2 separate regions of the Homo sapiens genome follow, and region 1 is linked to region 2. Evidence: chromatin loops called from intact Hi-C (ENCODE). Cell type or tissue: adrenal gland. All regions are shown on one strand. Each heading gives the region's core, and the rest is flanking DNA. Links, peaks and the distances in the headings are about the cores only. Region 1 overlaps GRAMD4 (GRAM domain containing 4). Region 2 overlaps TRMU (tRNA mitochondrial 2-thiouridylase).

Region 1 (8,727 bases), core at 587-8,586, 300 kb after region 2:
CCGTCCGCGGAGAAAAGTAGCCGTGCCAGGGCCAGACGCTTCTCCCCAGAACGGAGGCGGGGCGGGGAGGGGGAGCTCTGGAGGGAACCAGCCTGATGAGACTGGGCAGCCCGCAGGGACAGGCCCAGTGCCCCCCACCCCAGCCTCCACGGGGAGGGTCTTCTCCAGGCCAGCTCAGCTGCCCTGGGGGGCTCTCGGGAGTCCAGGATGCTGAAGGACACTGAAACCATGCTTGGAGAAGGGCCGATCCCAGCGGGCCGGGGAGCAGGGCAGAGCTCCAGCACCCACACTGGGCAAGTGGATCCTGGCCCTTGGTAAATTCGAATATTTTCTCTCTGGTTAGTAACAGCGAGTAACAGCATCCAGCACCCCCAGTGGGAGTGGGGCTGGTGAGATGCAGGTGCCTGTCTCTTCCCTTTTGGGTACCGTGAGCCTGTGGCTGCCGGGCAGGAAGGTGTGCTGACCTTTGGCTTCTGGGTTTACTGACCCTAGTCCACCCGCGGCTGCTCCCTGCCTGGGCACGGCCCCCTGCTGTTTCTGTACGGCTACTCCTGGACATTGGCTGGGACTGGGGCCTGAGGCTGTCATACTGCCCTTGGCCCCAGTTTTGGAGTCTTAGGTATGGCCCTGTGGCCCCAAGTCATGTGGTGAGGTGTCCAGGACAGGAAAGGAAGCTACTGGGGTCACTCCCACCCTACCCAGAAAGAAACTTCCAGGCTTAGAAGCCTGCCTTCAGCCTTGGGCTGCTGGCCAGACCCCCAAGGGTTCCTGCCTCACGCTGGTGGGGTCTGGCTGCTGGCCCTGCCCAAGAACCTGGGTGAATTCATCAGCCACGTTCCTTTGTCTCAGGAATATCTCCTGGGACTCCAGCAAACGCTCTTCTCCTGCTGCCATTGCCATTTTATAAGGTCTCAGCGTGTCCGCCCCATGGTCAGTGTGGTCTGTGCAGTTGAAGTCGAGGCTGACTGATCTGGACCCTCAGCCACCATAGGCCACAGCCAGCCCTCAGCCACCATGGGCCACAGCCAGCCCTCAGCCACCATAGGCCACAGCCAGGCAGCCTTCTGGGGAGAGACAGCACTTAGGTGACCCTCAGCTGGGTTCTGCAAGCCACTGCTGCCCCGTAAACCAGCATTGTTCCACCTGAACTTAACCGTGACCTTGGCCCTGGGGCCACCTGCCTGAGCCTGTCAAGGAGACAGGGTTGGGCTGGGCAGGGGACACCACACAGAGGAGGGTGGATGGGCTGGGGTGGGGAGCGCCTGGGCAGGGTCTTGTCAGTGGCCCAGGCCTCTGAGAAGGACCGAGGACCTGTGGGCGTTCACAGGTGCCAGCTCTCTGCTCTCATCGGTCTGTTGCTCTTGTTCTTCATGCGTGGAGCCTGTGCCAGGCCCTGGGAGGGCAGTGGGGGAGAAGCAAGGGCCTCAGGCTTGCCCTTAGGTGACCCAGCGGTGTTGGTTTTAGGAGGAAGAGGCAGGGATGGGGCAGAGGAAGCGGGAGAGAGGCCGGGTCCCCGTCTCTCCTGTCTTTAAGTGGTAGAAGTGTCCTGACTGCCAGAGGCTGCCTGCACTCCCTGGCTCCTGGCCCCTTCCATCCTCAGTCTTCCAGTCTCTCCGACCTCTGACCTCTGACCCTGCCTCCTCCCTCTGCCTGGATGCTCTTTCCCAGGGTCTGTGGCCTCGCTGTGTTCCCTCCAGGCCTTGACTCAGAACTCACCTTCTCCCGAGGCTTTCCCAGAGCAGCCCTGTGTCCAGCCTGCCCCGTGCTCTTCTCAGGCCCCCTGGCCAGCTTGAGCTGTGGGCTGTCCCCGCTGGCCCAGGGCCTTTGCTCTGCTGCCGACGCGTCCCAGAACCTCACCCAGCACATGGAGGCGCTGGGTGGGTGTGGTGGGCTGGCCAGGTGTGGTCAGCGTCCTTTCCGCAGGTGTCCTCAGCGTGGCGGTGCTTGGTGAAATGGCTTTTGTGTTCTGTGTTGCACTGTTATGAAGCATAGTGAGGAAATTCACACCCTTGCTTCACCCACCTCTTGCCCCAGTCATGTAAGAGGAGCCCCGTTACTAGCTCCTGCCCAGGAGGAAGGGCTGGATGGGGACCAGTTCATGTCCTGCTGTGAGCGCCCCGCACCCTGGAGGAAGGTCAGGTGCTCAGGTCCGCTTACGGAGCAGAGACCCCTCTGCTGTTTCTGAGTCAGGCACCCCTGCCCCAGCATCCCAGAGTCGGGGTCGCGTGGACATGAGCGATGGTCACCTGGCCGTTCTCTCCCCCATAGAGGAGGAGCTCCGGAAGCTGCGAGAAGAAACCAACGCGGAGATGCTGCGGCAGGAGCTGGACCGCGAGCGGCAGCGGCGGATGGAGCTGGAGCAGAAGGTGCAGGAGGTGCTGAAGGCCAGGTACCGCGCCTTCCTCGGGGCCCTGGCCTGTGTGCGGCTGCCCCAACCCCCCACCCCACCCGCCCCGCCGTCCTCTGCTGCACCCATAGCGTCTTGGCAGCATCATTCTTGGCCCTGGAGAGGCCTGAGTGTGAGGGTGGGCCCGGCTCTGACTGCCCAGGTATAGGTCCTGCCTGTGCCTGCATGAGCTGTGGTCTTGGGAATGTGTCATCTTCCTGTGCCTCTGGCGGTCTGGAAAAGGGTGCACAGGTGCTCCTGCCAGCCCCCAGGCCTGGGGCCAGGCCAACTGAAGAGAGGCTTGGCATGGGGCCTGCAGAGCCCCAGAGCCACCTCATGGCTCTGATCCCGGCCTGCTGGTGACCCCATTCTGTACATCCACCCAGTGCCCCACCCCGGGGGCCAGCCCGGCCTCTTAGGATCTTCCCAGGACCTGCCTTCCCAGTGCTGCCTGTGCGTGTTCCCATGCCCCCTGTCTGCCCCAGCCACGCTGTGGCCCCCGCCCCCCTGCCCCCATCCTAGCAGTATCATGTCCTGGGCGCCAGTGCCGCCCTGGCTCCTAGAGAGGCATGTCTGCACCTGACATCTTTGCTCTTGTTTGTGGGTCCCATGTGGGACCCTGAGTGCTCACAGTCTCCTCCCTCACCCTGCCCTGCGCCTCACAGTGCCGCCAGCAGGAAGCAGGTCATTCAGGACCCCAGCGCAAGTTACAAAGCCAGTGCCCTCCTGTCTCGCTAACACCACGAGGCTCCGTGTCCCTCTGCACAAGTTCAAACTGGTGCCTGGTACATGAGGCCAGGGAGCTCAGGCCACTCACCTCTGGCTCCCAGGCCTCCCGCTCAGCCTCCACTCCAGCAACCTCCTGCTTCGGCCTCCCTCTCAGCCTCCACTCCAGCAGCCTCCTGCTTCGGCCTCCCTCTCAGCCTCCACTCCCTCAGCCTCCCCCCTCAGTCTCCACCCTCAGTTTCTGCCCAGCCTCCCCCCAGCATCATCTTCAGCCTCCGTCCTCAGACTCCACTCCCTCAGCCTCCCCACTCAGGTTCCACTCAGCCTCCCTCCAGCCTCCACTTAGCCTCCCTCCAGGTCTCCCACCTCAGCCTCCCACCACCATTGGCCACACCTTTGTCTGTGGCCCCCATGACCTGCATGGATGGCTGTCACCAGTTAGGGAGGCACACGGCATCTCTGGGACACCCCAGCTGAGCACTGCCTGCTATGAGCGCTCCGGGGGCCGTGTGTCATTGTCAGGACTCCAAGTGTCGCTGCTTAGCTGGCCCTGAGGAAGCGGCTCCCTTCAGCACCCTCAGGTTTAGTGTGTGGGAAGACGGGGGATCCGCTGGGCTGACTCCCACTTCTTCCTTGCCCGCCTCCTGCAGGTCAGCATGACCTTGTGGAGTGCCCTGGGGGGCTCATGTGGGGGCTCATGTGGGGGCATCCAGCTGGTGTGGGGGAGGGAGAGGCCTCACTTTCCTATTCCGCCCTGGCAGAACCTCCCAGACCAGAAATGGGTGCATGGGCCTCGGCAGGCGCTTTACCTGATGCTGAACCTTCTGGGAAAATCCACAGAAGCTCAAAGCTTAAATTACATTTAATTATGTAGAGTTGCAACAGAGACCTGACCTGCCACGCTGGGAGATCCCAGGGACAGGTGCGGTCCCCAGGCATTTGGCCACAGTGCCATCCCCGCCACGGGACGCTGCTTCTCCCCCGGTGGCTAAGGTGGCCTGAGGCTGTCCCCGTGGCCCTGCTCCCTGTGTTCTGTTTCCCATCCTCTCACTCCCGCCAGCCCCACTCCAGGATCTGGTCCTCATCTTTTACCAAAGCCCCTTGGTGGCAGGTGTGCCCAGCCCGGGTCAGCTGTAAGAACGCAGGGAGCCCCATCTCGCACAGTCTCTGCCTTGGGAATGGGTGGGGAATGGGCAGTGAAGGAACATCCAGGCTGTGACCCAGGAAGTGGAAGCTGAAGGTCCTGGGAGCATTAAGGGCTCTCCCCTGCTTTACATGGGGGCGGCGCTTAGGAACCTTCTGGAAGCCTGAAGGAGGAGGGGTGAAGGAAGAGCAGTCCCAGGCAGAGTGACCTCCTCTTTCCTTGTCGTCCTGGTGCAGATCTGGGGTGGGTCTGGGTGGCTGTGGTCTGTCCAGGGTGGGTAGGTGTGTGAGGGCACACACAAACATGCAGACACATGTGCGCACACACTGCACACACACATACCACACACTCTGAAGCTGCAGGATTAAAGCACAGCAGTTCTGTTTATGCAAACCTCTATTTTGGTTTTTAAGAAAATTCTCAGAAAGTCACCTTGGTTTAAGGCTACTTGTCAGTAGGCAGAGATTCTCTCCATTGTGGATCCAAAGTCCCCTGAAAACCTCACTGTCTGCTTCCTGCCCGCTGCTTACCTGGCCGTGCCCTGTGTGCCCTGTGCTCCGCCCTCTGTTCTCTTCTCAGGGTTTACTCCTCCCCCAGCTTCCTCCCTCCCCACTCCCGCTTCCCAAGAGTTAGGAAGGTTAGGGGCGACCACACAGCACTTGGCCCGGTTCTGTGCTGCACCTGCTCACAGGCCTTGGCTGGAGGGGCTGGGTGTGGGACGGAAGCAGACCCTAGTGGCCGTCTAGTGCCCCTGCCCAGTCCAGGCAGGTCGCTGGAGTAGGCTGAGCTGGGAGCTGGGTACAGGCTGCTGACAGGTGGCACCCAGCCTGTGGCCTGGCTTGGTGCCTGATAAACACATGTGTGTTGATCAGTATCTTTTCATTAGCAGACGGGTTGGTGATATGAGAGTATTCTGAGTTTAATGATGTTGAAAGAAGCAAGTGTGCTAAAATGAATAGGAAAGGAAAGAGTGGTGAAAGATGCTGGTTGTTTAAAAACAAAACGTGTGCCTGTTAGGAAGGCAGCTCTGTGCTTGCCTGGATACGCTCGGAACCAGCATTTCAGCAGTGGAGACTCTGGAGAGAGCCCTGCTGTCCCTGACCTCTCCTGTGCAGTACACGGTCGCGAGAGCCCTCGGGGGTGCCTGACTGGGCATGGAGTTTGGAACTAACAGACCTCTTGTCTCTTCTCTCCCTGCTTTTTAAGAACCGAGGAGCAGATGGCTCAGCAGCCCCCAAAAGGGCAGGCCCAGGCCAGCAATGGAGCAGGTACACCCTGGTGGGCGGGTGGACAGGCAGGCGGGCGGGTGGGTGGCTGCGCGTCACCTGCTGGTTCTGTAGGCCCAGGTTAACAATGGAGCAGATACCCCCTCCCCCAGCAGGTGGGCAGGCGGCAGGTGCTGGTTCTGTGCCCAGGCACCTGCTGGCATCCGGGAATCTCCTCCCGTCAGAACTGGGTTAGTGTCTCTGATGCGAAGTGGTGAGTCATCATAGTCGTCATCACAAATTTCCAGTCACTCAACTAAAGCGTGATTGTGTGTTCTTTGGGGAATACACACGTACTCTGTTTCAGCCTTGCCCCACGGAACAGTGATGTGAGAGCCACGCTGGTCACTGCCGCTGCCCTGGTGCCTCCCCGAAGGGGACCAAGTGGGCAGTGGGGCTATGGTTGGCTGTGAGTGGGGAGTTGGGGGTTCATGTGCCCTTTTATCTCTCTCCTCGTCCTCCATCCCTGAGTGCCTGTTCTTTATCTTGCCCCACGCCCTGCAGGCAGCCGGCATAGTTCCCTGTACCTGGGGGTCAGCAAACTCCAGCCCCCGCCTGGCTTCACAGATTTAAATGGTTTCATTTCATGACATGAGAACGTAATATAAACCTGAAATTTCAGTCCATAAATAAAGTCCATGGGAACACAGCCGGGCCGGTTCACTTACGGCTGGGACGAGTGTGCCGATCTCACCTGGACCCTCCCCTTAAAAACTCTGCCAGGCTGCCTTGGGGGCGGGAAGAAGCCGCAGGAGCCTGCCCTGGCCCCATCCTCCCTGCCCGGGTGGCCTTGGGGTACACAGACCTCAGCCCCCTTGGCCTGTGGCTCTTGAGCCTCTGCCCTGAGCCTGCAGCCCCCTGGGTATGGTGACCACAGGCCCTCTGGTCCCAGGGCCCAAAACTTTGGCGAGGCAGCACCCGCTGCAGGCGGCTCCTCACTGGCCTTCTGAAGGGAGGGACTGGCTTGCACCCCTGAGCCCCCCTTCCGAGGGATTCTTCCGGTTTCCCGCCGTGGAGGCTGCTTTCCAGAGGTGTTCGCTTTTGGTAAACATTGCTGGTCATCAGCACGACAACACCGTGCGCTCACCCTGGGCTGGCTGCGCTCGCCAGGCACCCCCAGCCCAGGACACAGCCTCCCGCTGCGCCATCCATTGGCTGATGCTCAGGATATGCAGGGCTGGGGCAGTGACCTCTCCATCTGCTTTCTGACAACCCGGAGGTAGAAAGGGGGTTTGATGCAGACGTCTGAGGTGGGCCGAGCAGCCTGGATGGACAGGCTGCCCGCTGACGAGAGCCCAGGGCGGGCAGAGAGCTGGGGACAGGGATGAAAAGCAGAGAGACCCGGCACTGAGGTCGTCATGGCTGGGGCAGCTCTGCTGTGTGCCGGTTGGTTTGCACTTGGTGTCTTCAGAGGACTGAGCCCTTCAAAGTCCCTTGTACAGGGACCCTTCATTTCCCTGACCTACCCCCGAGCATTCCTTGTGCCTCTGCTGGCCGCGCCCTTGCAGTGAGGCCCCTCCCTGCCCTGAGATCCCGGAGCCGACCCCAGAACAGGCAGTGCAGCCCTGCCGTGCCCTCACCGGGTCCCTGCCCCCTGCAGAGCGCCGGAGCCAGGGGCTGTCCTCGCGCCTGCAGAAGTGGTTCTACGAGCGGTTTGGGGAGTACGTGGAGGACTTCCGGTTCCAGCCCGAGGAGAACACTGTGGAGACAGAGGAACCCCTGAGCGCCCGCAGGTAGGGGTTCGCCGAGCTGGGGCTGCCTGTGCGTTAGGGGCCCCGGTCCCTGGGCTGAGGCTGCAGCGGGTGGGCCATCCTTTATCACCGTGGGCCAAAGCTGTCTGTGAGGCTGCCGAGAGCTCCTGGAGGCTCCGCTGTGTCTGGTCTTCTGGGGGCCGTGCCTGGCAGGGGCTTGCGAGGCCCGCTTAGGTGCAGCAGAGCTGCATGCGCGCACTGCTCTCAGCTGTGGCTTGTGACAGTTGTGTGGGGACTCATGGGGCTCAGCCCACTGCCTGGGGCCTTCCTTGGCTCTTGAGTCCCATCAGTAAACCTTGGTTCCCCTGCCAGGTGCTGCCATAGGCCCTGGGGGTCCCGAGGGAGCTAGGTCAGCAAAGGCCCTGCCCTTGAGGACTTCTGTTCTGGGGACACAGGCAGGAGATGAGGGGACGATTTCATTGGCGAGTCGCCCCTGCCTTCCTAACTTGGGGAGTGGCACTGAGGGCCATCCCGGCGCACCCTGCTGTGCTGAGCCGCCGTGCATGGCCATTCTGTGCACTCAAGGGGTCCCAGGCTGTTGAGACGTCCTCCCTGGCCCCTGCAGAGCCAACGGAACCGGGCAGTGGGGACTGCAGAGCCGGCGGGTGCATTAACCCTGGGCTCCCATCTCTCCCCTTCTCTCTTAGGTTAACTGAAAATATGAGACGGCTCAGTGAGTACCAGCGGCTCTGCGTGGCGCCCACGATGCTCAGTGTGGGTGGGGCCCATGGCGGTGGGGACTCTGGGATTCTGAGCTGAACCGACTCTCCAGGGAGACGTGGTTAAGCGGCCTCCTACCCACAGTGCTGACCACTGTGGTCTGCTCTGTCCCCAGAGCGCGGTGCCAAGCCGGTCACTAACTTTGTGAAGAACCTCTCTGCCTTATCCGACTGGTACTCCGTCTACACGTCTGCCATTGCCTTCACCGTGAGTGGGTCCTCCAGGGGCCGAGCAGGGTGGGTGGGATGTGCCTGCCAGCATTCACCACATGATCAGGCACCTTCCCAGGGTGGGAGGTGGCCCCCAGGTGGCACTTCCTCAGGCCCCAGGGACATGCTCATTTCTCCTTCTGTAAAGTGGGCTCACTGATGCCAGTGCCCAGCCATGGGGTGGCTTCAAGGATCAAAGATGTTGGGCGTGGCCCGGGGCTAGCCTGCAGGGCTCCCTGGACAGGGATGTGGTGCAGCCTTGTCCCCCAGGGTGCCCTTGGGAAAGGCCTCTTGGCACTCACCGTGCAGTGCGGTGGCCACGCTGCTGAGGTCCACAGAGTACCTGGTGCTGGGGCCAGGAGTACCTCCAAGGGCATGGCAGCACGAGGGGCCCAGCCCAGCCCCTGTGAGCCATGAGTCCTGAGGGATTGGAGGGTGCCAGGGCCCACATTGCCAGGGCCTTGGGGAAAAGGTGCCCAGCCGTCCTGCCTGGAACTGCCCTGCAGCGGCTGCCCCAGCGGGACAG
Region 2 (8,727 bases), core at 73-8,072:
GGTACAGCTTGGGCCACCGCCACTTCTGCTCCTCTCACGGCTGCCGTCTTCTCATTTCAGAGCATGGGCATGTGTTTCATCGGGAAGAGGAATTTTGAACATTTCCTTCTTCAGGTGCGTGCTGCTCTTTGACACAAAGAGATGGGGCTGCGTGTCTGCCCTGGGCCTAGATCTCCGTCGGTAATGACATGTTTGTTTTCCAGTATCTGCAGCCTCGACCTGGTCACTTTATTTCCATAGAAGACAATAAGGTTCTGGGAACACATAAAGGTGAGGTGCAGACTCTGCCACTTGTCATCTGAAATGCCTAGAGCTGTGGCGTTTCAGCTCTGGGAGACTAGACCAGAGTTCCTGTCGTCCCTTCCACTTGGCTGGAGAATTGTAGAAGGCTCTGTGGGGCGGCCGGGGGCGGGCACGGCCTAGGGTGGAACAGTTGCCTTGATGGTGGCTGGGTGCACTTCCAGATGTGGCCTCAGCTGAGATGCTGGAGTTCATGAAAAGCGCGCCTCTGACTTGGAAGGACTATACTCTGTGAGTTACGTATCAAGTCCCTGTAAAAAGAATGATTTCCTTCCTGTGTAAGGAAAATGTTAAACTACACAAAACTCCACTCTGATTCAGGGAGTAAGGTGGACGTCCCGGCATGGTGTGAATGATTAAGGACCACATGCAGCGATGGGATCAGGCGTCCGCGCTGGCCAGAGTGCTGCTCGCTCATGTGCAGACCCTTACTGCGGTGAGGCCTGCGTGAGCCTGTGCTGTGCCTGGTGTCAGGGGACAGGCTCCGAGTCAGTCACAGTGTGCAGTCCTGCTGTGGGGACAGAGTGCAGCCATTGTTGGGTTAGTACAGTGGCGGGGATGTGCCTGCCGGCGTGATGATCAGGCAGGTCTTGACACAGCACAGACCTGAGCTGTGGGACTGGCCAGGAGAGCCAGGCTGCAGCTCAGGTGTAGGGCGTCTTGCAGTGAATTGCACTTGGAGATCTTCCACCTCTTGTGGAGGGGAGACGGCAGGCGGAGCCGGGGCTAGGCATTCCTGAGACAGGTGGAGGTGACAGCTTTGCTTGGGACAGAACTGCCAGACAGGATTGCCCATGTATCTGCCAGCCCTGGCCCCAGCAGGAGCCAGTTGGATGACTCATGGCTTCCACCTGCAGTTCACTTCACTGAAGAAGGCTGCCGGCCCAGGCCACGTGGTAAATCCCATGAGGTTCTCTCTGCCTGTGTGCCCCACTGCAGGGGAGGGAGGCAGTGAGTTTGCCATCTGCTGTGTGACATTGTGAGGGTGCGCAGAGCAGCTGGGGGTAGCCCTGATGCAGTTACTGCATTAGATGGACACTGTGAAGACGTGCAGCTATGTCATGGGCTCAGCAAGAAGGGCCCCTGGCGTCACACAGGGCACCCAGCCGCATCCTGGGCCTAGGGTCAGGGGCTCCTACAGCTGGAACCTGCACCTTCTGGGGCACAAGGTGCCTTCTTTGTGGCCACCACACCCCATGTCCAGCCCAGGCCTGGACAATGATGAGATGTGCTCAGGTGCTTGGTCAGGGCTGGCTTTGGTGGTTGGAGAATCGTATCTTCCTAGTGAGTTACACCATTGCTGGGCCTGCTCTGGGCTGCCCTCCCAGCATCTGCCTTCATGATGAGGCGTGACATGTGGGCTGTAACTTGTTGCCCAGCCTCATGGAGAAACTGTCTTTCTGTAGGTTGGTTCCTGTATACCTTGGGCCAGAGAGCAAACATAGGTGGCCTGAGAGAGCCCTGGTACGTGGTGGAGAAGGACAGCGTCAAGGGTGACGTGTTTGTGGTGAGTGGGCCGGCCTCTGAGACAGCACTGGGGCTGGTTCTGGCAGGGCCAGCAGTGCTTCCAGACCAGGGCTTGAGAAGGCCTCCAGCAGCCGTGGCTTCCTGGAGGCTGTGACTAACTCTGTTCCTGTCCTTGGTCCCCTGCCTTTCCTGGGACTGGCCATGGTGGCAGGAGAGTTTTAAGGTATTCATTAGGCTGAGTTGTATGCTGGTCTCTTAATCATCCCTGAACCCCGATACACAGATACAGTTTCTCCAATTTTATGAAAGAGGACAGCGACGCCCAGAGCTTGGGTGGCTCATCCGGTGGAGAGGGCATGGCCTCAGTGCCAAGGATGGTGCCCACCATGGTAGGATCCAGTGAGTTGTTGTCAGGCAGGTGCAGATGGCCAAGCCAGGATCAAACCAAGCCTTCCACCACAGTGGGGACCTTACCACTGTGACCCTGGCCTCAAAGCAGGGCCGCTCAGTGGCGGCAAGCTCACCCCACCTTCAGGGGACCTTGCCAGTGTCTAGAGGCATTTTTGGTTGTCACAGCTTGGGTGGAAAAGCAAGGACGCGGGTGCTGCTGCATCTGTGGGTCAGGCCGGGGATGCTGCTTGCCGTGTTCAGCACAGCCTCTTCCCTGAGTGACCCGGCCTCCACCTTGGCGCGTGGAGCTGAGAAGGCCCACTCTCAGCACCCTGGCTGCCGGCTCATGTTCTGGCACGAATGCTGGGGCGCCTTCTCTTAGACGGAGGCGGGGGCCAGCAGGCCCCACCCACCGATTCCAGGACATCTCCTTACTAGGAAGACCTGTGGGGAGAAAAGCCTGGCTGCGAATGAATTAAATGATCTAGATTTCAGTTTGCTGTGAGAAGACCAGAAGGGTTAACCAACGGCCTCCTGTCCCTGGACGGGTCTTGGTGCCTGCTTAGAACCCAAAGCCCTTAACTTCATGCTCCTCGTCCTGCTTCAGGGGCGGGGCTTGGCACAATCCCAGGAGGTGCCAGGTCTCAATGGCCCGAGGCCATGGGTGGGTGACAGGGAGCAGGGGCCTCAGAACCAACCTAGGGTATCTGGGGCCCCCCAGACCAGGGCCAGTCCTGGGGCACCTGTGGGAAGCCAGCAGCTACCAGTCCCTCCTTTCTCCTCAGCCATTTGGTGTGTGGAGGAATTCCTGGGGTGGCCTTGAGAGAAGAGCCCGTGGTGTGGCTGGCCCCTGTCCCTGCGAATAGAAAAACCAGTCCTCGAGGGGGGCCGTGCTGCTGCCCCACAGGTGGTTGCAGGTAGAGGGCCTGAGTCAGACTTGAACCTGCAGCATTCACTGTCATGGGCTCGGATCTCACCCCTGCCTCTTGCCCACTCTGACATGGTACTTCCTTCCTGGGCCTTAGTCTCCTCATCTGTAAAATGGGGATTCAAAGGCCCGGCGGGTGATGAGATGAATTTCTGTGGGTAGAACACTTCGAGCGGTGCCAGCACCGTTACCTGTGTGTGTGTGTGCTGGTAGGACAGTTGTTCCCAGGGACCACACTGAGGCCGGCCTTGGGGCCAGGTGCCCCTCGGCGTCCCCACCTTCACATTCCATTCTGCAGGCCCCCCGGACAGACCACCCAGCCCTGTACAGGGACCTGCTGAGGACCAGCCGCGTGCACTGGATTGCGGAGGAGCCTCCCGCAGCACTGGTCCGGGACAAGATGATGGAGTGCCACTTCCGATTCCGCCACCAGATGGCACTAGGTGACTGACGGGAGGGCTCCTGAGGACGGGCCCCTTGAAGCTGAGCTTCCTGAGGCCAGATTTGGGCCAGGGATGGGAGACCCTGGGGTAGGAAAGTCCCGTTGTGGAGATCATTTGGAGATTACCTAAAGTATTTAGAACTCCCGTGTCCTGTGCCTGCCCTGAGCGAGGCCTGGGGGTGCTGGGAGCAGATGCAGGCAGGCCCCGGCGTGTTGGGCTGAAGCAAGTGTGTACACTGCCCCGCAGTGTCCTGCTGCGTCCAGGGCCCAGGCTGGTGCCCTGCCCTTCCCCTCTAAGCAGGGGTTTTTGACCCCGTGGGCTGGTGCTCCTTTCTCCCTGGGGGCCTGAGGTCGACCAGGAAAGGCCTGTGCCCCCTCCAAGGGCCCCTCTCTTCTACCCAGTGCCCTGTGTGCTGACCCTCAATCAAGATGGCACCGTGTGGGTGACAGCTGTGCAGGCTGTGCGTGCCCTTGCCACAGGACAGGTGCGTGGGGTGTGGGGGTGAGCCCGGGGAGGACTGTACTGCTCTGCACCCTGCCAGGGCACCCGGGTTACAGAGGAAGGGGCTGAGGCCCAGGAGTAGGGTGTGCTCGGGTCACACAGCTGGTGAGGGCAGAGTGCCACCAGCCCTGCCCTGGGGGCTCCTCCCACAGTGACAACTGTGAGAGGATTTCCACTCTGGTGTCACCAACCAGCCAGTTCCTGCTCGGGCCCTGAGAGGCTCAGCTGCTGCCCGGGCCCCAGAAGCGAGGACAGAAAATGGAAGGGGCATGAGGACAGTGCTCAAAGAGGCAGAGGGTCGGGGCCCCTGTGGGCCGAGTGTGCAGGAGCTCCCAGGGTGGGCGCCTGGTGGGTGTAGGCCTGAGGAATCTCCAGGGGCAGGTGGTGGGAGGGAACCTGGGGTGAGGGAAGCGGAAGCATCCTCTGGCTGCCACCATGCTCCTTCCTGTCACAGCTCCACATTCCCAAGGGGTGCAGAGACCTGCCAGTCCCTTGGAGTCCCAGGAGAGGCCCCTGTGACTGTCCCACTCAGGGAGAGGTACCCTGAAGACCCTCCCTAGTGAAGCCACTGGGTGCCCCAGGCCTCTCCTCTCCTGTTCAGCAGCAGCAGCAGCAGCAAAACCCTGCTCCCCTGGGAGCTCAGTGCCTGGTGCTCCGAGCACAGGCCAGGCCCCATAGGGGAGCACTCTGCCCCTGCCTGCCCTCGGCTGGCTCCCTGTGGCACCCCTGATGCCAGGGTCTCTCCCCTACAGTTTGCTGTGTTCTACAAGGGGGACGAGTGCCTGGGCAGCGGGAAGATCCTGCGGCTGGGGCCGTCTGCCTACACGCTCCAGAAGGGCCAGCGCAGAGCTGGGATGGCCACTGAGAGCCCCAGTGACAGCCCAGAAGATGGTCCAGGCCTGAGTCCCTTGCTCTGACAGAGATGGATCTGCTAGAAGGAACCTGGAGAGCAGGACCCATGGCTGGGCGGCTGGTGAGCAGTCCAGGTGCCCAAGGGCCAGCTTGCTGCTGCCCAAAGCAGAGGAAGCCGGGCTGGCTGAGGGTCCGAAAAGCCTGCAGGGGCCCGGCGAGCCCCAGGAAGAGCCTCAGCTCCAGGCTGGGGCTCTGGCTGCTGGAGCATCTGCTGGCTGGTGGGGTGGCCCGAGTTCCCCTTCACCGCCCCCAGGGAGGGTTTCCCACCTCAGAGTACACCGAGGGGACCTGCAGAGGGGGCTGTCGGGACAGCGTGGAATAAACATTATTTCAAGGACACATAGTCTGATCGCTGCTTCCACTGGGGCCCAGGGGGCTCCACATCACTGACTCCCTGGCGTGGAAAGGCAGGTGGACTGCAGACGCAGCCATGGCAACCTGCGTACCTCTCCCTGAGGTCCCAGCTGCTCCATCCTCTGCCCCCGTATCCCTGCTCCTGGACTCCAGAGTAGGTGCCTGCGATGCTGACCTGTGTCCTTGGCTCTCTTCCTCTTGCTGGGCTTGAGTCCTTCGTAGCGTGTTGTTGGTGCCTCAAGACAGGTTCCTGCGGGGACCAGAGGTGCATTCCCCTTCTCTGGGTGGGAAGGTTCCAGAGGCAGCCAGGTGGTGCGCAGAGGGCCTTGCCCAGATGCCCTGAGTTCTTGCTGGTGCGTCAGGGTGGGGGCTGCCATGGGGCCCACTGTCCATCCTGACCCCTCCTCCCATCTCCCCACTGGGTGTCCCCTGACCTGGGGCACCCTTCCTTCTAGCCTAGGCCCCCACGCAGCAGGGAGTGTCCTGAGGGTGAGGAGTGGGCCAGAACCCCGCAGGCCAGGTGAGGAAACGGGGCCTAAGGTGGAGCCGTGGCCCTTGCTGGGCTGGGGTGGGGAGGTGGGGGGTGTGGGGTCAGTGCTGCCCTGGCCAGGGGCAAGCCCCAGCTCTACCAGGCAGGCAGAGCGCTGGCCAGTGGGACCAGACAGGCCCCTGGGGATCCTCGGCCCAGCTGGGCATGGAGGCCGAGCTAAAGCGCCGCGTTTGTTCTGCCAGCTCAGCCCAGCACGGAGCCTCCCTGGGCTCAGGGGTTCCCTGATTTATGGCTGTGGTCGGGCCTCCAGCCTGGGAACTGAGGGTGGGAGAGCCCTTGTGGTGCCTACTGCTCTGCCCTAGGTGAACCCTCCCAGGTCACAGAAACATGAGTAGGTGGGAGGTGGGGCAGCCAGGCAGAAGGTGGTGTGGGCACCAGGCCAGCAGCGCTAAGGCTGCCCCCGCTCCAACCTCCAGCGGGCTCCACCGTCCTGCCAGCCTCAGGGCCTGTGCATCGGCCAGTGGAGGAAGCGGGGACACAAACCTGCCTCTGCCCCCTTGAGCCCCCAGGCTCCATGGTGACAGCTTCCTGACTGGCAGGGCTCCCCTCTCTAGCAGGCACAATGGCCTGCCCTGCCCCCTACAAGGCCACTGGCCAACTCTGGAGGGCTTTGGTGCGATGTCTCAGAGATTCAGCAGAAACTGTTGGCCAGGGGACCAAGTCTCCAGGCTGCTCTTCTGGCCTCTTTCCTACCCTCCCCAGCACCCAAGGCTGGCACACTCCAGAGGCTGTGCCCCTCAGATGACTTCTTGAAGACCTGGGGGCCTCCAGGAGCACAGGTAGCTAGGTAGCCCCTTCTGCCTGCAAGGGTACCCCCAGTGGCCTGGCCTTAGCCCCTTGCCACACCTATCCATGAAGACGATGGGGGAACATTTTCCAGGCCAAGAGCTGGGTGCCTGTACACCTACACCTACTCCCTGCTTGTGATACAAATGAAAGCAAAGCCCTCGCTCTCCTCTCCCCCTACGTTGTTCCCGGATAATCTCAGTGATACATGGGTCCTAGGATGATGCCCCCTCACCTCACACCTGGGAGGCTCCTTCCCGAGGCCCTGAGCTGGTTTCAAACACCCTGAGCCTGCCTTCTCCCCAGTCTCTGGCTCCCATGTTGCCCTGTGCCGGAGCCTTGCCTGGGCCCAAGCCCCTTCCTTCTTGGGGAGGTTTCTTTTTTTTTCTTTTCAAGAGACAGGGTCTTGCTCTGTTACCCAGGCTGGAGCGCAGTGGTGTGATCACAGCTCACTGCAGCCTTGACCTCCCAAGTAGCTGGGACAACAGGCATACACCACCACACCCAGCTAACTTTAATTTTGTTTTAGAAACAGTCTTGCTATGTTGTCTAGGCTGGTCTTGAGCTCCTGGCCTCAAGCGATCTTGCCTCAGCCTCCCAAAGCACTGGGACTACAGGCATGATCCACTGTGCTAAGTTTTAAAAACTGTAGAGATGGAGTCCTGCTGTGTTGCCCAGTCTGGTCTGGAACTCCCGCCTCAGCCAGCCACTGTTGGGATTACAGACATGGACCACTGCCTGACCCTCCTGGGGGTCTTAACAAGCCTTGCCTCCAGGCTGAGGAGCCCAAGGCGAGGCTGAAGCTGTGACTGAAGCAGCTGCGGTCACCCCTGTCACCTGGGCCGGGGGAGTCGACGCCCTGTGGCTTGGCCGGTGTTTGTGCTGTCATCTGTTCAGGCAGGATCACAGAGGGGCTCGTTCAGCCCTCACCCGTCACGGTCTGCTGCGGATGCTCTGCGGAGCACTTCGTGGTCCTCACATGGACATCCTGGCCTGGCTGATGGACAGGCCTGCTCCGGGCTACCTGGACTGCTTTCTCTCTCTCAGATGCTTCTAGTATTTTCCTGCTAATCATGGCTTTGGGGTTGAGGTAGAAATATTCTATCATGTTAGCCACTGAGCATTCTAGGATGTAAACGTTAGCAGGTGAACTGAGGAGAAAGCAACAACTTGAAAAATGACCTCAGGCACATGGGTGGTTTTTCCTCTCTCAGATTTGACCCGGGGGTGGCCCTAATCTGTGGTCCTGTGCAGCCAGCACCAGGGCAACAACTCCAGAGAGGCCTGGGAAACGGGGGCACTGTGGACTAGAGAGGGTTGGGGTTCCCATTTTTCTCTCTTTGCTGTCACTACTTTTCCTTAAGGGTGAGCCCTGTTTCCTTAAGGGTGGAAGCGTGAGACAGTGCAGGTGGCTAGAGCTCTGGGAGAAACCCATCTTTCTGGACAGAGAAACCAAGAAAAGGGACCCCAGAAGTGAGAAAATGCAAGGCAAATTCCAGCAAGGAGAGTGCTGGAGAAGCAGACCCCCAGATTCTCTACATGTGCTGACACACGTCCCTGCCCACCCCACCTGTGAGTGCAGGCAACGACCCAAAACAGCACAGCCAAGGCCAAGGGCTGACCTGGTGGTGGACCTGCTGCTCGTGGAAAGAGAGACAGAACCAGTGGTCAGAACCTAAACCAGGTTGCCTGCTGCTGAAACAAACACATGAAATGACACTTACAACGAGGGTGTTAACAACCCAGAGTCTAACCTAACATTCCACATGACGAGTGAGGATTCAACTTGCAGTTACTCAGCACACAACCAGGAAAATGCAAACAGAAAAGACGATTTCAGCCCCAAGATGCTCAAACGTTCAAATTATCCCAGAATTCACTGCAGTCCTAGTTATAACCATGCTTCATGAAGTAAAGGTGAACACTCTTGGAATGAGTGGAAAACCAGAAGTACCCAGCAGAGAAATAAAAAGGAACCTAATGGAAATTTTAAAACTTAATTACAGTATTTGAAATAAATTCACTGGGTGAGTTCAGTAGCAGAATTAAGACGACAGAGGAAAAAAAATCAGTGAACTTGAAGACGGAGCACCAGA

What was found. A loop is a pair of places that touch in the nucleus more often than their neighbours do. Peaks named below come from ENCODE experiments on the same cell type or tissue, not always from the same donor. Only the 100,000 strongest peaks of a DNase experiment are listed, where the experiment ranks them.
Region 1: it touches region 2 in a loop (2.3-fold over the local background); 2 of 110 quality-filtered maps call a loop at or near these places.

The regions. Positions count from the first base shown.
Region 1 is chr22:46,655,919-46,664,645 of GRCh38, forward strand. GRAMD4 (GRAM domain containing 4) reads left to right here. Exons shown (of 19, transcript NM_015124.5): 4 at 2,269-2,389; 5 at 5,463-5,524; 6 at 7,122-7,254; 7 at 7,920-7,945; 8 at 8,108-8,199. Among named protein-coding and RNA genes, the nearest start is that of GRAMD4, 40 kb to the left of the region's middle. RefSeq lists an enhancer at 5,940-6,523. In adrenal gland, for the core only: no CTCF peak of the experiment used is centred there; DNase peaks (open chromatin) are centred at 5,053, 5,433 and 5,823; H3K27ac peaks cover 2,157 bases.
Region 2 is chr22:46,352,061-46,360,787 of GRCh38, forward strand. TRMU (tRNA mitochondrial 2-thiouridylase) reads left to right here. Exons shown (of 11, transcript NM_018006.5): 6 at 61-114; 7 at 204-270; 8 at 1,707-1,807; 9 at 3,384-3,528; 10 at 3,930-4,012; 11 at 4,782-5,280. The coding sequence ends at 4,946. Among named protein-coding and RNA genes, the nearest start is that of TRMU, 21 kb to the left of the region's middle. In adrenal gland, for the core only: CTCF peaks have their summits at 3,498 (motif pointing right) and 3,705; a DNase peak (open chromatin) is centred at 3,511; H3K27ac peaks cover 1,875 bases.